4 separate regions of the Homo sapiens genome follow, and regions 1, 2 and 4 are each linked to region 3. A link is a contact called in ENCODE Hi-C or POLR2A ChIA-PET data. All regions are on one chromosome and are shown on one strand. The core of a region is the stretch at or near the end of the contact, and the rest is flanking DNA. Distances in the headings are between cores, read along the strand shown.

Region 1 (3,488 bases), core at 63-2,562, 4.8 Mb before region 3:
AGGTCTTGGGAGCATCTCCCAGGGCATTAGAACTTTTGGAGGAAGAGCATTTAGTTCAGTAATGGTTCTCACCTGTGCGTGTGAGAGTGGAAGAGACCCCTCCCCCGCAACCCGAGCCATCTGGCAATGTTTGGAGATACTTTTGATCCTCACGACTTGGAGCATGGGGATACTGCTGGCATCTAGTGGGTAGAGGCCAGGAATACGGCTCAACTTCCTACATTGCACAGGGAAGCCCCCACTACCACCACAACCAAAAACTATCTGACCCCAAACATCAGTAGGGCCAACGTCGAGAAACCCTGCTCTAGACAGATCATTCTCCTCATCTTCCCATTTCTGGCCATCCGGATCTTAGATGAACACTTTCTAGCAAGGGGGCTCAGTCCCACCACGGGAAGCCCATGCAGAAGTTGTGCAGAAGTTCTTCTCCACCTGCCCTGCACACAGTAGGGACCAAAACCCATTTTAACAAGCCCCGCAGCCCAGAGCACCGGAAAAGGAAGGAAGGGCATCCATCCCCCATTGTTCAACTGTGTGCAGCTTGTGTTTCCAACAGGCACACACACATATTTTACAAATCCTAACGTCCCACGCCCCACAAACAGCTTTGTTAGAGATGGCGCTCAAAAAAAGATGCAGTTTAGATTTTTTTTTTCCCCCAGGACTCCCGTGTATCTACTGAAGGGTTTGCACACTTCTCAAAGGACCTCGCACCGGCCGCGGTGCTCTGACAACGACCACAAAAGAATCTGTGGGATTTCCCGGGGGAGCAAGCCCGTGGGCCGTGACCTCTGCGCGCTCAAAGCGTTCCCGGCGCTCCCCCGTAGCTGGCCCCACTCTCCCGCCCCCGGAGCCCGGGCTTCCAAGGCGACCGGGGCCCCCGGCCGTGCAGCCCGGCCCCCCGGCGCATGCCCACGCCGTATCCCCCTCGCCCGTCCCTCGAGGCGCCAGAGGAATCCGGCCCCGGGGCCTGTAGCCGGCGCCCACACCGGCCCGCCCCGACCCGCCCGCCGCGGCCCCAGCGCGCGTCCCCTCCCCCGGTCCGGCGCGGCCTGGGCCTCGGCCGGTGCAGGCCCGCGGGCGCCCCGCGGCCAGGCCAGGCGAGCTCAGGCCTGCCGCGGCCTACCCCGTCGGGCGCCGCCGAAGGCCCCCCACCGCCTCACCTGGATGCGGGCGGGCGGGCCCGGGGCTGCTCCGGGGCGGGCGGGAGGCGGCGGCGGCGCGGCGCTAACGGCTCCGCTCGGCCTCGGTAGCGGTGGCGGCGGTGGCGGCGACGGCGACGGCGGCAGCGGCTCCTCCTCAGCGCGCACGACCCGCTCCGGCCCGCGGCCCGGACACGCCCCCCCCGCGCGCGAGCCCATTGGCCGACGTCCGCCACGGCGCGCTGCTCATTGGCCGGCGTAGCTGTCGCGGCGCTCCGGGGCGCGCGGGAGAGGCGGGACTTCCGGTCGGCGCCGCCTGCGAAGTGCTCCGCGGCCGGCGGAGACGCGGGCAGCCAGCGATGGCCGCGGAGGGGGCGAACTGGGTTCCGGCCCTCGGAGGCTGACGGAAGGCGGTGGCTGAGGAGCGGCGCCTCTGGTTGAGCGCTCGCCGTGTGTCCCGCACCTGTCTGTCCTGCCGCCGCCCGGTAAGGTAGGAAAGGTCAGCGCGCCGGGGTTACGGGTACAGAACCTGGGTTCGAATCCCGGCCCCGACGTTTCCGCACTACGTGCCGTTGGGCAGGAGCTGACGTCACCTTGCCGGGCCTCAGTTTCCTTCTCTGGTGCGCTGAGGAGGCGGGGCATGGAACGTGGTCAGCGCTTCATCGGTGCTGGCTCTTTGAGCAAGCCAGTTCCCGAAGGCTCAGCATCTCATTCATTCATTAAAATGTCATTGAGCGCCTACTGTGTGTCAATCACTGTATGGGCAGTGAGCAGAAAAAAAATACCTGGTCTTATTGGGCTAACATTCTAAACCAGCGCTGGCCTAGAATGCCCTAGTAGAAATACATGCAAGCTACATGTTTAATTTTTTTTTATGTAAAGATGGGCTCTGGTTCTGTTGCCCAGGCTGGTCTCGAACTCCTGGACTCAAGCGATTCTCCTGCCTCCGCCTCCCAAAGAGCTGGGATTACAGGCATGCCTGCACTCTGCCTAATTTTTTCTTTTTTTTTTTTATGATCTGAAAATAATAGTCTTTTTATTTTTATTTATTTATTTATTTATTTGAGACGGAGACTCGCTCTGTCGCCAGGCTGGAGTGCAGTGGCGTGATCTCCGCTCACTGCAACCTCCGCTTCCCAGGTTCAAGCGATTCTCCTGCCTCAGCCTCCTAAGTAGTTGGGCCTACAGGCGCTGCGCCACCACAACCAGCTAATTTTTGTATTTTTAGTAGAGACGGGGTTTCACCGTGTTGGCCATGATGATCTGTATCTCTTGACCTCGTGATCTGCCCGCCTCAGCCTCCCAAAGTGCTGGGATTACAGGCTTGAGCCACTGCGCCTGGCCTACAATTTTGTTTTTCTTTTTTTTTTTTTTTTTTTGAGACAGGATCTCACTCTGTCACCCAATTTGGAGTGCGGTGGTATGATCACAGCTAACTGCAGCCTCAACTTCCCCAGCTCAGGCAATCAATCCTCCGGCTTCAGATTCCTGAGTAGCTTAGACTACAGGATGTGCCACTATGCCTGGCTAATGTTTTATTTTTTTGTAGCGATGAGGTCTTGCTGTATTGCCTAGGCTGGTCTCAAACTTCTAGACTTAAGTGATCCTCCTGCTTTGGCCTCCCAAAGTGTTGGGATTACAGGCGGGAGCCACGGTGCCCAGCCTGTTTCTTTTTTTAATCATATTTTCTTAGAAGTTTTTTTTTTTTTTTTTTTTTTTTTTGGAGACAGGGTCTCACTCTGCTGTGCAGGCTGGAATGCAGTGGTGTGATCTCAGCTCACTGCAACCTCTGCCTCCCTATTCAAGTGATTCTCGTGCCTCAGCCTCCCAAGTAGCTGGGATCACAGGCGTGCAACATCACACCCAGCTAATTCTTGTGGTTTTAGTAGAGATGGGGTTTTGCCATGTTGGCCAGGCTGGTCTCAAACTCCTGGCCTCAAGTGATCCACCCACCTCGGCCTCCCAAAGTGCTGGGATTACAGGCATGAGCCACCACCCGGCCTAGGAAAGCTTTTTAGAGATTGGGTCTCACTGTGTTGCCCAGGCTGGAGTGCAGTGGCTGTTCACAGGTGCAATCATCCCACAGGTTTAACTCCTGACCTCAAGCAGTCCTTCTGCCTCAGGCTCCCAAGTAGCTGGGATTATAGGCACGTGCCACCACACCTAGCTCAATTAAATGTTAAATTTAACATTTAATTGTTAAATTTTATAGTAGCCAGCATTCTGGGTCATCACGGTGCAATAGAAGTATAAACAAAGCAGGCCAGGCACAGTAGGTCACGCCTGTAATCCCAGCACTTTGGGAGGCCGAGGCGGGCAGATCACCAGGTCAGTAGTTCGAGA
Region 2 (3,049 bases), core at 178-2,677, 3.6 Mb after region 3:
CAAGGGGCGCGCTGACTCAGGGCTTTGAATAGGAGAGATGAAAGATGAGGGGCCATGTTCACCCCGCCAGAAAAGCAGGGAGGCGGTGCCCAGAGCTGCACCCAGAGCCCCCTTCTGAGGCGTCTGCCCCAGCCCTCACCTCCCTCAGGTGCCAAGCAAGGGGTTGAGGTGTCCTGGAGGCAGGTACACCCGATGTCCCCAGGGCGATGGCTCCCGTCTGTTCACACCTATACTCAGATGCTGGGGTGGGAGCCCAGCCACTCTAGGCCTGCACCCCACCCTGCAGCCCCCCAGGCCTCAGCATTTGCACCCCACTGAACACCAGATGATAATCGAGTCACACGACACTCCCTGGATCCGCCTCTGGGTACAGTGTGCCCAGGAAGGCAAATGCTTCTATTTTCAAACTCAGTGGTCTTTACAGAACAGAAAGTGCTCCAAACGGCAATCTGCCTGCAGTCAGTTTAAACATACAAGGCTGACATTCCTCCCTCTCAGAGTGGGACCGTTCCTTGGCACCGTCAGCAGGTCCCACCCAGCCCTAAGACAGACCTTCCAGAGGGCTCAGACGGAAGCTCTGAAGCTTCCTTGAACACAGCAGTGCTGGGGGATGGGGGGCGTGGGCAGGAAAGAGGGACTCCACCTGGTTGGCCGTTTTAGGCTCCTTGGGACCCCCTCCCCATCCTGGCTGGCAGGCAAGTGCCAGAATTTTCCAGGCCCCTTGAGATGGTGGAACCACTTGTCCCATTGTAGAATTTCACATGTACCCACCGGATTATCTCTCTGAGATCATCGTGGGAACGAAATTGAAGTAGTTAAGTTCAAGGCTGAGGTGCTAACCGCAGGGTTCAAATGGAGATGCCATTTTTAAAGTGGATCTTGTGCAATCAACAAAAGGTTTTGGGACCCACATGGGCACATGATGGGGAGAGGTCACTGAGCCCTGGTTTCGATGTTGGCCTGGCATTTCAGAGAAGTGGGAGAGCTGGCAGCACTTAGGACCTCAGGGCTTCCTCGGTGGCTGCATCCTGTGTGGCACCCCCGGCAGGGAGGTCAAGAACTCACGGCCACCCTGGGTGGATGCCACACACAGGTACGGGAGGGGCTTGTTTGCAAGGGGAAGAATGACTTTTGTCTTCTTCTTTTGTTGAGAGAGCTGCTCAAATCAAACAGGACAGCCGCTGGTTAAACTTAGGTAAAAGCTGTTCGTTAGTGCAACTGTGGGGAGGGGGCGAAAAGACATGCTCATCACCATCACCTATGCGGCTTTGTTTAGGAGGTGAAAAGGTCATTAGCAGTAATAAAATAATCATTAAATTGGGGAGAGGTTAAAGGTGACTGGCTGGTTAGCGGTAGAACTGCGCTGGCTGGTGTCACCGGGCGCTGCAGGCAGGAACCGCAACGCAGGGCCGCGCTGGCAGGAAGTGGCAAGGGTGGGGCCGGTCGCAGGATCCCACTATCGCAGCAGGGCTGAGGCCCAATCACTGACACCCACACAGCCGTTTCCTGCACTTAAAAAAAAAATCTGTTTCTCTCTTTGCAAATCAACAACTTTTACCTAGAAACTCTTCAGCGGTGAGCTCTGACTGATCTTGATCTCCGGTCCGTTGCAGAAAATATACCATTGTTTACCTGGGGGAGGTGTGTGCCACGGCTAACTTTAACCTAACTCTAACTGACAGGTTTCGGCAGCCTGCCGGGTCTGTGCTGCATCTGCCTGAAAGAAACCAGTTTCTTCTGCCCAAAACAGACACCTGCTGGTTATTTAATACCTTGATACACCTTTCTTGAAAAGACCTCCAGGCAAGAAGAACTTAGTGCCCACACCAAAGCTCCATGCATGCCCCAGGAGATGGCCCTTGGTGGTCCCCAGAGTGCACTTTCTGGCTTAGATGGAGACAGAACTGAGTATGTGGCCTTGAGGGCAGATGGCCAACTGTGGGCTACTCAGCTGTACGCTGTGACCGGAACTCTCCCTCGAGGAACCTCTGCAGGTTCCCAGGTGGAGGGGTCCACCTGTGACTGTCCAGGTCAACACCTGTCTGCCCGTGCACCCACACTGCATGCCAGCCACACCAAATGTCAATTTCACCTCAATTGACCTTTAAACAAAATAAGACAAGCAGCTCCCACGGAATTTGAAAACTGCAGCCTCTAGAACACAAGAGATGGCACCAAAGCCACACGTGACTCAGACCCAAACTCACATTTGGTCCTGTATGAGCGATGACCCACAGAGGACGCTGGAGCCCTCTTTGAAGTTCAACTCCCTGCACGCTTTTTTTAACGGAAAAGATTTCCACTAAACTGTGACCTCACAGGGAGAAAAGGGCCCAATTAATGACTCCCAGAATGTGTGCAGCCACCTCAGCTGCCCAGCCTGTCTTTCCTGGAAAAGGTGCCCATATGGCAGAAGCCTGCGTCCCGGTCCCTGTGCCGCAGGGTGGGGATGGGGGCTACAGACCACATACAGCACGTCACCGTGCAAGGCGCTTCACCCACACACCCACCTGCTAGGCCTGAGTGGGTCCCATGGTCAGGCAGGAAAACTGAGGCTCAGGGAGGTTAAGTGACCCACCCGGGGCCTCCCTTTCCTCCAATGTCCAGAAACCAGCCTGATCAAGCAGTCCCCTGGATTCTAGCAGAATTGGCTGCCCAGAGGACAGAAGGAAGCGGCCTCAGTTCTCCTGTCCTGGCCTCACACATCAGCCATTTCCTGGCACAGAGGCCTAGCAGGGTTCTAGAAACCTCTGGGTGCCCTGGGATGGACAAACCCTGGATGGGAGCATGGGACATCAGACATGTTCCATGTGCCAGGCGGAGAGATGACAGAAAAGCTTGTTCCTTCATTGTGATTTCCATGAGTGCAGGTGTCAACGCTGTGTGCATGTTTAAGACTGCCCACTGGACAGCCTATGGGTCCTTCAGACTTTTTGTCAGTCTGTCTATCTCCACCAGCTCAAGGCTCGACCGCCAGGCTCACAGGGGGTCGCATTTCACCTTCCTCCTCACTCAGCCACGCTGGGACCCACGCATCTCGCGCAAAGCC
Region 3 (3,186 bases), core at 400-2,899:
CGGGACTAGCAGTCTGGGGGCCCAGGCGCGCCCTGGGACCTGGCAGATAGTCGGGTTCCCCGCTTCTGGCTCGGGGCCCCAGGACAGCGCTGGTCCCACCTCTTCCTGTGCCCTAATATGGGCGGCGGGGAGAGACTTCGGGGGCCGGCCCGCGCTCAGTCCTGCCCGCGGACTCCCGCCTGTTGCCATGGCGACCAGGCCCCGCTCCTCGGCTGCGTCCCCCGCCGTCGGGCCAATGGAACACTCCCCAAGCCGCCTGCCTCCGCGGTCCCCTGCAGGCACCGCGGGCGGAACCATTGCTTGAGGGGAGAGGATGGTGGCTGGAGGCTGCCGCGGCTGGGCGGGCTCCAAGCACCCGGGCCTCCGCGGGGGCTCGCACGCCCAGGTTCCTCTTCCGAGGCGCAGGATGCGGCGGGACCCAGGGCGGGGCGCACGGTCCCGTAGGATCCGAGTGACGGAGACAGGGCCGGGCTCCTTCCCCCGGGGCTGTTGCCACACTTCCTGCCTCTGCGCTCTTTCCCCAGCCTGTTTCTAAGGAAGGGAGTGGGGTTGGGCGACCGCGCCCCAGCCGTCGGGCTGGGTCCAGGCTCTAGGAGCCGACACGGTGTTGGGCAAAGCCCAGGGTCAATAGGGGAGGGTTTTAGGATGGGGGACAGAGAATACAGATGACTAAGAGGTTACCATCGAGGGGGAGCAGCAGTCGTGGAAGATCCAGCAGTCCTGGTGCGCGGGACCCTCAAGGCCCCCTCCTCACATGTCAACTGAGTACCCTCTTATTGTCTTCTCTGCTCCGAAGATGTGTCCGGCCCCTTCTAACTCTCTCCTTCATCCGGGCTAGCAGATGACCCCAGTGGTCCCCAATTTCTGGCAGACATGTCTCCATCTTCTACCTGGCATATTTTACCTGCCTCAGTGTACCCCAGGCCGCTTACTAGCTTTCTGCATATCTAGACTTCCCCTAATGCCTCCTTCCCGCTTACGGGAGAGCCTCAGACTCTGGACTCAGCTCCCATGAGCTCCTGGACCCCTACTCATTTCTTGCAATTTAATGGGTCATGCAGCTCCACCCACTCACCCCTTTTGATCTCTCCCCTCCTCCGTCCTGTGAAAATTCCAGTCCCGCATCCTTCTGAGCCCGGGACCCCCAGTCAATTCCTGGGTCAGGTGTCTCCTTAACCCTCCCGATTTACAGTGCTTAACCCTCATTTCTGCTTTTTGGGGTCTCCCAATGGATTGTCAGTCCTCCTACCCCTCTCGTATTCTGGGTACCTCAGGGGTTTCTTCGCACATACTGGGACCCTCACCCCACTTGCTGCGTACCAGGTCCTGGTATTTGTCCCAGTGGACTCCAGGGAAATCATCCTCCTCCCTGAAACCCCTCACTCATGTGCCTGGGCCCCCCAGCACCTCCTTCCATGCGTACCCCGAGGTCCTTTGAGCCCCTCCCCCTGCAGCCCCGCCGAGCCACCCGGCCCGTGGCCGCTGTTTACAAGGACACGCGCTTCCTGACAGTGACGCGAGCCGCCTCCTCCCCTTCCCCACGCTCGAGGAGGGGGGCGCGGGGGCCCGGCTCCGGCGACGGCCAATCGGAGCGCACTTCCGTGGCTGACTAGCGCGGTATAAAGGCGTGTGGCTCAGGCTGAGCGGCTGGGACCTTGAGAGCGGCCAGGCCAGCCTCGGAGCCAGCAGGGAGCTGGGAGCTGGGGGAAACGACGCCAGGAAAGCTATCGCGCCAGAGAGGGCGACGGGGGCTCGGGAAGCCTGACAGGGCTTTTGCGCACAGCTGCCGGCTGGCTGCTACCCGCCCGCGCCAGCCCCCGAGAACGCGCGACCAGGCACCCAGTCCGGTCACCGCAGCGGAGAGCTCGCCGCTCGCTGCAGCGAGGCCCGGAGCGGCCCCGCAGGGACCCTCCCCAGACCGCCTGGGCCGCCCGGATGTGCACTAAAATGGAACAGCCCTTCTACCACGACGACTCATACACAGCTACGGGATACGGCCGGGCCCCTGGTGGCCTCTCTCTACACGACTACAAACTCCTGAAACCGAGCCTGGCGGTCAACCTGGCCGACCCCTACCGGAGTCTCAAAGCGCCTGGGGCTCGCGGACCCGGCCCAGAGGGCGGCGGTGGCGGCAGCTACTTTTCTGGTCAGGGCTCGGACACCGGCGCGTCTCTCAAGCTCGCCTCTTCGGAGCTGGAACGCCTGATTGTCCCCAACAGCAACGGCGTGATCACGACGACGCCTACACCCCCGGGACAGTACTTTTACCCCCGCGGGGGTGGCAGCGGTGGAGGTGCAGGGGGCGCAGGGGGCGGCGTCACCGAGGAGCAGGAGGGCTTCGCCGACGGCTTTGTCAAAGCCCTGGACGATCTGCACAAGATGAACCACGTGACACCCCCCAACGTGTCCCTGGGCGCTACCGGGGGGCCCCCGGCTGGGCCCGGGGGCGTCTACGCCGGCCCGGAGCCACCTCCCGTTTACACCAACCTCAGCAGCTACTCCCCAGCCTCTGCGTCCTCGGGAGGCGCCGGGGCTGCCGTCGGGACCGGGAGCTCGTACCCGACGACCACCATCAGCTACCTCCCACACGCGCCGCCCTTCGCCGGTGGCCACCCGGCGCAGCTGGGCTTGGGCCGCGGCGCCTCCACCTTCAAGGAGGAACCGCAGACCGTGCCGGAGGCGCGCAGCCGGGACGCCACGCCGCCGGTGTCCCCCATCAACATGGAAGACCAAGAGCGCATCAAAGTGGAGCGCAAGCGGCTGCGGAACCGGCTGGCGGCCACCAAGTGCCGGAAGCGGAAGCTGGAGCGCATCGCGCGCCTGGAGGACAAGGTGAAGACGCTCAAGGCCGAGAACGCGGGGCTGTCGAGTACCGCCGGCCTCCTCCGGGAGCAGGTGGCCCAGCTCAAACAGAAGGTCATGACCCACGTCAGCAACGGCTGTCAGCTGCTGCTTGGGGTCAAGGGACACGCCTTCTGAACGTCCCCTGCCCCTTTACGGACACCCCCTCGCTTGGACGGCTGGGCACACGCCTCCCACTGGGGTCCAGGGAGCAGGCGGTGGGCACCCACCCTGGGACCTAGGGGCGCCGCAAACCACACTGGACTCCGGCCCTCCTACCCTGCGCCCAGTCCTTCCACCTCGACGTTTACAAGCCCCCCCTTCCACTTTTTTTTGTATGTTTTT
Region 4 (3,471 bases), core at 752-3,251, 3.5 Mb after region 3:
CTGACTCGCAGCCATTTCAGTGGCAACTGCAGAAAGCAAGTTTGTATTCAACTTGAAGTCTCCGGTGACTGGGTTTGGTGGGGGCTGCAGAGGGGACCCTGCAGAGTGCATTTCTGCAGAGGCTGAGAGTCCAAGCTTCCAGGGCAGGAGCTGCCTGCATCCCTCACCACCTGGCTCCAAGTTCCTCCTTGGGATGCTCTTCCTCCCATACCCACATGGTCCCCAATGACTTTTTCACATTAGCTCACATTTCACCCCCTGGGTGAGATTCAGAATTTCCCCATTTTCTCCTTCCCACTCCCTCATCTCACACTCACTTTCTAGTCCCTTCTACTGCTCCATTTTTCTTTTTAAACCCCTATCAGTAAGGCCAGGCGCAATGGCTCACACCTGTAATCCCAGCACTTTGGGAGGCCGAGGCGGGTGGATCGCCTGAGCCCAGGACTTCAAGACCAGCCTGGGCAACATAGTGAGACCCCGTCTCTACAAAAAAATACAAAAAAAAAAATTTAGCCAGGCATGGTGGTGTGCACCTTGTAATCCCAGCTACTTGGGAGGCTAAGGCAGGAGGATCTCTTGAGCGCAGGAGTTCGAGGCTGCAGTGAGCTGTGATTGCACTACTACACTCCAGACTGGGCAACAGAGGGAGACCCTGTCTCAAAAAAACTCAAATGAATAAACCTCTATCCTTCCCTCCTTCACTAAAGTGGAGGTCCCCTAGGGCAGGGATCTTGTCTATCTCTTGGTTACTGTGTCCCCAGTGCCTACCCAGGGCTGGCAGACAGTTGTAACAGGAGTGACAGTCCCTGGCCAGCAGGGATATGGTGTGGGGGACAGAGGTGGAGCATTGAAGGGACCCATTGGGCAGCATTGTCCTCTGATGCCCCCGATGCTGGAGCTGTATTGGGGGAATGACTGTCATCACCGTCCTCTGAGTTACTTAATTCATTTATGGAAGTCAGTAAAGGAACCCAGCCTGCCTGTGCCTGCCGCAACTCCAACTTCTCCCAGCCACCTCTGCCTCAGTTTCCCTGCACTTGACGGGCTTATTGAGGTTGGGGAGGAGGGGGTGGGTGTCTCAAATGTCAAAGATTTAATGTGTCTTGATGTTACCACACAAAAGTTTTGTTTTGTTTGTTTTTTTGAGACAGTCTCCTCTGTCACCCAGGCTGGAGTGTAGTGGTGTGATTGTATCTCACTGCAGCCTCGACCTCCTGGGCTCAAGCGATCCTCCCACCTCAGCCTCCCACTACACCCAGCTAATTTTTTTTATTTTTTAAGAGATGGGGGCCACTGTGTTGCCCAGGCTGGTCTTGAACTCCTGGCCTCGAGTGATCCTCCTGTCTCAGCCTCCCAAAGCGGTGGGATTACAGATGTGACCCACTGCACCAGGTCTACACAAGGTGTTTTTTTTTACAGGGTGATGTGCACACGGTGGGTCCCTCTGGGTGGTCCCACAACAGATGAGGGGCCCAGCCTCACCCATCCATGAATCCTGGAGACTCCAGACTTCCCATCCATCCAGGGTTCTGCAGCCCTCTCTGAGGCTGGAGCCAATCTCCCCTTCCGTCAAGGGATCCGGGGAGACCGCCAAGCCCGGTGCTCCCCTGAGAGTCTCTGAGAGGCCCCGACACCGCCCCCGCTCCAGGTCCCCGGGATGCTCGCGCAGGCGGGAGCCCGGGGCGCCCGGGGGATCCCTGAGCGTCACGCCGCTGTTGTGGAGCGCGTGTTGACAACGTCGCCGGGGAGACGGGCGGGGGCGGGGCCCGGGAGAGGGGGAGGCGCGGCCCTGGCGGCGCGCGAGGGGCCGGGCTGTCAGCGCAAGGCCCAGGCCGCCGCAGTGGCCACGGCCGCTGCCGCCCGCCGGCTTATATACCGCGGCTAAATTTAGGCTGCGCCCGGAGCTCGTCCCCATCCGGGACGCGTTTCCGCCGCCGCCGCTTTGGCCCGGCCCCCGCGCGCGCCGCGCCTATAAGGCTTGGGCGGGCCCGGCCGCGGCCCACAGAGCCGTCCCCGCCCGCCCGCGCCCCGACCAGCCCGGCCTCGGGCAGCCACTCACCGGTGTCCCCGTCCGCGTCCTTTCTCCCCGGGTCCCGGCCATGGCGCTGAGTGAACCCATCCTGCCGTCCTTCTCCACTTTCGCCAGCCCGTGCCGCGAGCGCGGCCTGCAGGAGGTGAGGGCGGCGGGGACGGCGGGGCGGCCGGGACCGTGGGCGGCGGGCTCGGGGTAGTAGAACGTGGGCTGCGGGGTGACAGGACGCGAAGGCGGGGACTGCAGACTCAGGAGAGGAGGATGCGGGCCACGGGGATCGCGGACTTAGGGTGGTAAAAGGCAAGCAGCGCCCCCCGAGCCCCGCCGCCCGCTCACGCCCATTGCCCTGTCGCCCGCAGCGCTGGCCGCGCGCCGAACCCGAGTCCGGCGGCACCGACGACGACCTCAACAGCGTGCTGGACTTCATCCTGTCCATGGGGCTGGATGGCCTGGGCGCCGAGGCCGCCCCGGAGCCGCCGCCGCCGCCCCCGCCGCCTGCGTTCTATTACCCCGAACCCGGCGCGCCCCCGCCCTACAGCGCCCCCGCGGGTGGCCTGGTGTCTGAGCTGCTGCGACCCGAGCTGGATGCGCCGCTGGGGCCCGCACTGCACGGCCGCTTTCTGCTGGCGCCGCCCGGCCGCCTGGTCAAGGCCGAGCCCCCTGAAGCGGACGGCGGCGGCGGCTACGGCTGCGCCCCCGGGCTGACCCGTGGACCGCGCGGCCTCAAGCGCGAGGGCGCCCCGGGCCCGGCGGCTTCGTGCATGCGAGGTCCCGGGGGCCGCCCCCCGCCGCCGCCCGACACACCGCCGCTCAGCCCCGACGGCCCCGCGCGCCTGCCCGCGCCCGGTCCGCGCGCCTCCTTCCCGCCGCCTTTCGGTGGCCCTGGTTTCGGCGCGCCCGGGCCCGGCCTGCATTACGCGCCGCCTGCGCCCCCAGCCTTCGGTCTCTTCGACGACGCGGCCGCCGCCGCGGCAGCCCTGGGCCTGGCGCCCCCCGCCGCCCGCGGTCTCCTCACGCCGCCTGCGTCCCCGCTGGAGCTGCTGGAGGCCAAGCCAAAGCGCGGCCGCCGCTCTTGGCCCCGCAAACGCACCGCCACTCACACCTGCAGCTACGCGGGCTGCGGCAAGACCTACACCAAGAGTTCGCATCTGAAGGCGCATCTGCGCACGCACACAGGTGGGCGGCACGCACGAGCCAGGAGCGCAGGCGGGGGGACGCGGGAGGAGAGGTCGGATTCCCAGCGCGCGCCAGAAAATGAATTTAGGACCTCCCTTGGGGCGTGGCTCAGGGGGATCTGGCAGGTGGTGCACGCTTAGGACTCCCCAGGAGGCGTGGCTCGGGAGGTTGGTTGGGGGGGCACACAGGAACACTCCCTAAGGAAGTGTGATCCGAGAGGTTGGGGTGGGGGCTTGCACGCTTAGGACGAGGGGGGCCTCCGG

Evidence for each region. Hi-C counts contacts between places; a loop is a spot of excess contacts on that map. ChIA-PET counts read pairs that join two places held with the same protein, here RNA polymerase II (POLR2A). Pooled maps may share reads with other maps.
Region 1: a pooled map shows a loop between it and region 3 (7-fold over the local background). The contact joins the promoter of ELAVL1 here to the promoter of JUNB in region 3. A Hi-C loop is called at or near these places in 1 of 50 pooled maps. POLR2A ChIA-PET finds 5 or more read pairs at or near these places in 2 of 52 experiments (A673 and Panc1).
Region 2: a loop to region 3 is called in a map of CD8-positive, alpha-beta T cell, with 8 times the contacts of the local background. The contact joins the enhancer-like site here to the promoter of JUNB in region 3. A Hi-C loop is called at or near these places in 1 of 168 maps with a recorded cell type or tissue (CD8-positive, alpha-beta T cell) and 2 of 50 pooled maps. POLR2A ChIA-PET finds 5 or more read pairs at or near these places in 2 of 52 experiments (CD4-positive, alpha-beta T cell and activated B cell).
Region 4: a pooled map shows a loop between it and region 3 (7-fold over the local background). The contact joins the promoter of KLF2 here to the promoter of JUNB in region 3. A Hi-C loop is called at or near these places in 9 of 50 pooled maps. POLR2A ChIA-PET finds 5 or more read pairs at or near these places in 2 of 52 experiments (K562 and activated B cell).

What each region holds. Positions count from the first base shown.
Region 1 is chr19:8,004,329-8,007,816 of GRCh38, forward strand. It overlaps ELAVL1 (ELAV like RNA binding protein 1), which reads right to left and starts at 1,313. Exons shown (of 6, transcript NM_001419.3): 1 at 1,167-1,313. It overlaps LOC105372266 (a long non-coding RNA gene), which reads left to right and starts at 1,485. Exons shown (of 4, transcript XR_936302.2): 1 at 1,485-1,630. RefSeq lists silencers at 689-738, 769-968, 1,199-1,688.
Region 2 is chr19:16,370,249-16,373,297 of GRCh38, forward strand. All of the region lies in intron 22 of EPS15L1 (epidermal growth factor receptor pathway substrate 15 like 1), which reads right to left. Among named protein-coding and RNA genes, the nearest start is that of KLF2, 47 kb to the left of the region's middle. RefSeq lists enhancers at 1,475-1,644, 1,785-1,854. Within about 2 kb of position 1,428, at least 22 of the 41 ENCODE cell types and tissues checked have a DNase peak (open chromatin) inside an H3K27ac peak, as active enhancers do; they include CD4-positive, alpha-beta T cell and CD8-positive, alpha-beta T cell, where a contact is called at or near this core.
Region 3 is chr19:12,789,837-12,793,022 of GRCh38, forward strand. It overlaps JUNB (JunB proto-oncogene, AP-1 transcription factor subunit), which reads left to right and starts at 1,650. Exons shown (of 1, transcript NM_002229.3): 1 at 1,650-3,186. The coding sequence starts at 1,936. The coding sequence ends at 2,979. It also overlaps a transcript of HOOK2 not described here. RefSeq lists silencers at 1-528, 1,389-1,968, 2,339-2,448, cis regulatory regions at 1-515, 1,355-1,909 and enhancers at 213-712, 1,013-1,624.
Region 4 is chr19:16,322,825-16,326,295 of GRCh38, forward strand. KLF2 (KLF transcription factor 2) reads left to right here and starts at 2,002. Exons shown (of 3, transcript NM_016270.4): 1 at 2,002-2,174; 2 at 2,392-3,208. The coding sequence starts at 2,100. KLF2-DT (KLF2 divergent transcript) reads right to left here and starts at 1,846. Exons shown (of 2, transcript NR_186323.1): 1 at 1,483-1,846. RefSeq lists a promoter at 1,312-2,147, silencers at 1,520-2,249, 2,340-2,589, 2,620-2,669, 3,140-3,229 and enhancers at 1,797-2,569, 2,570-3,340.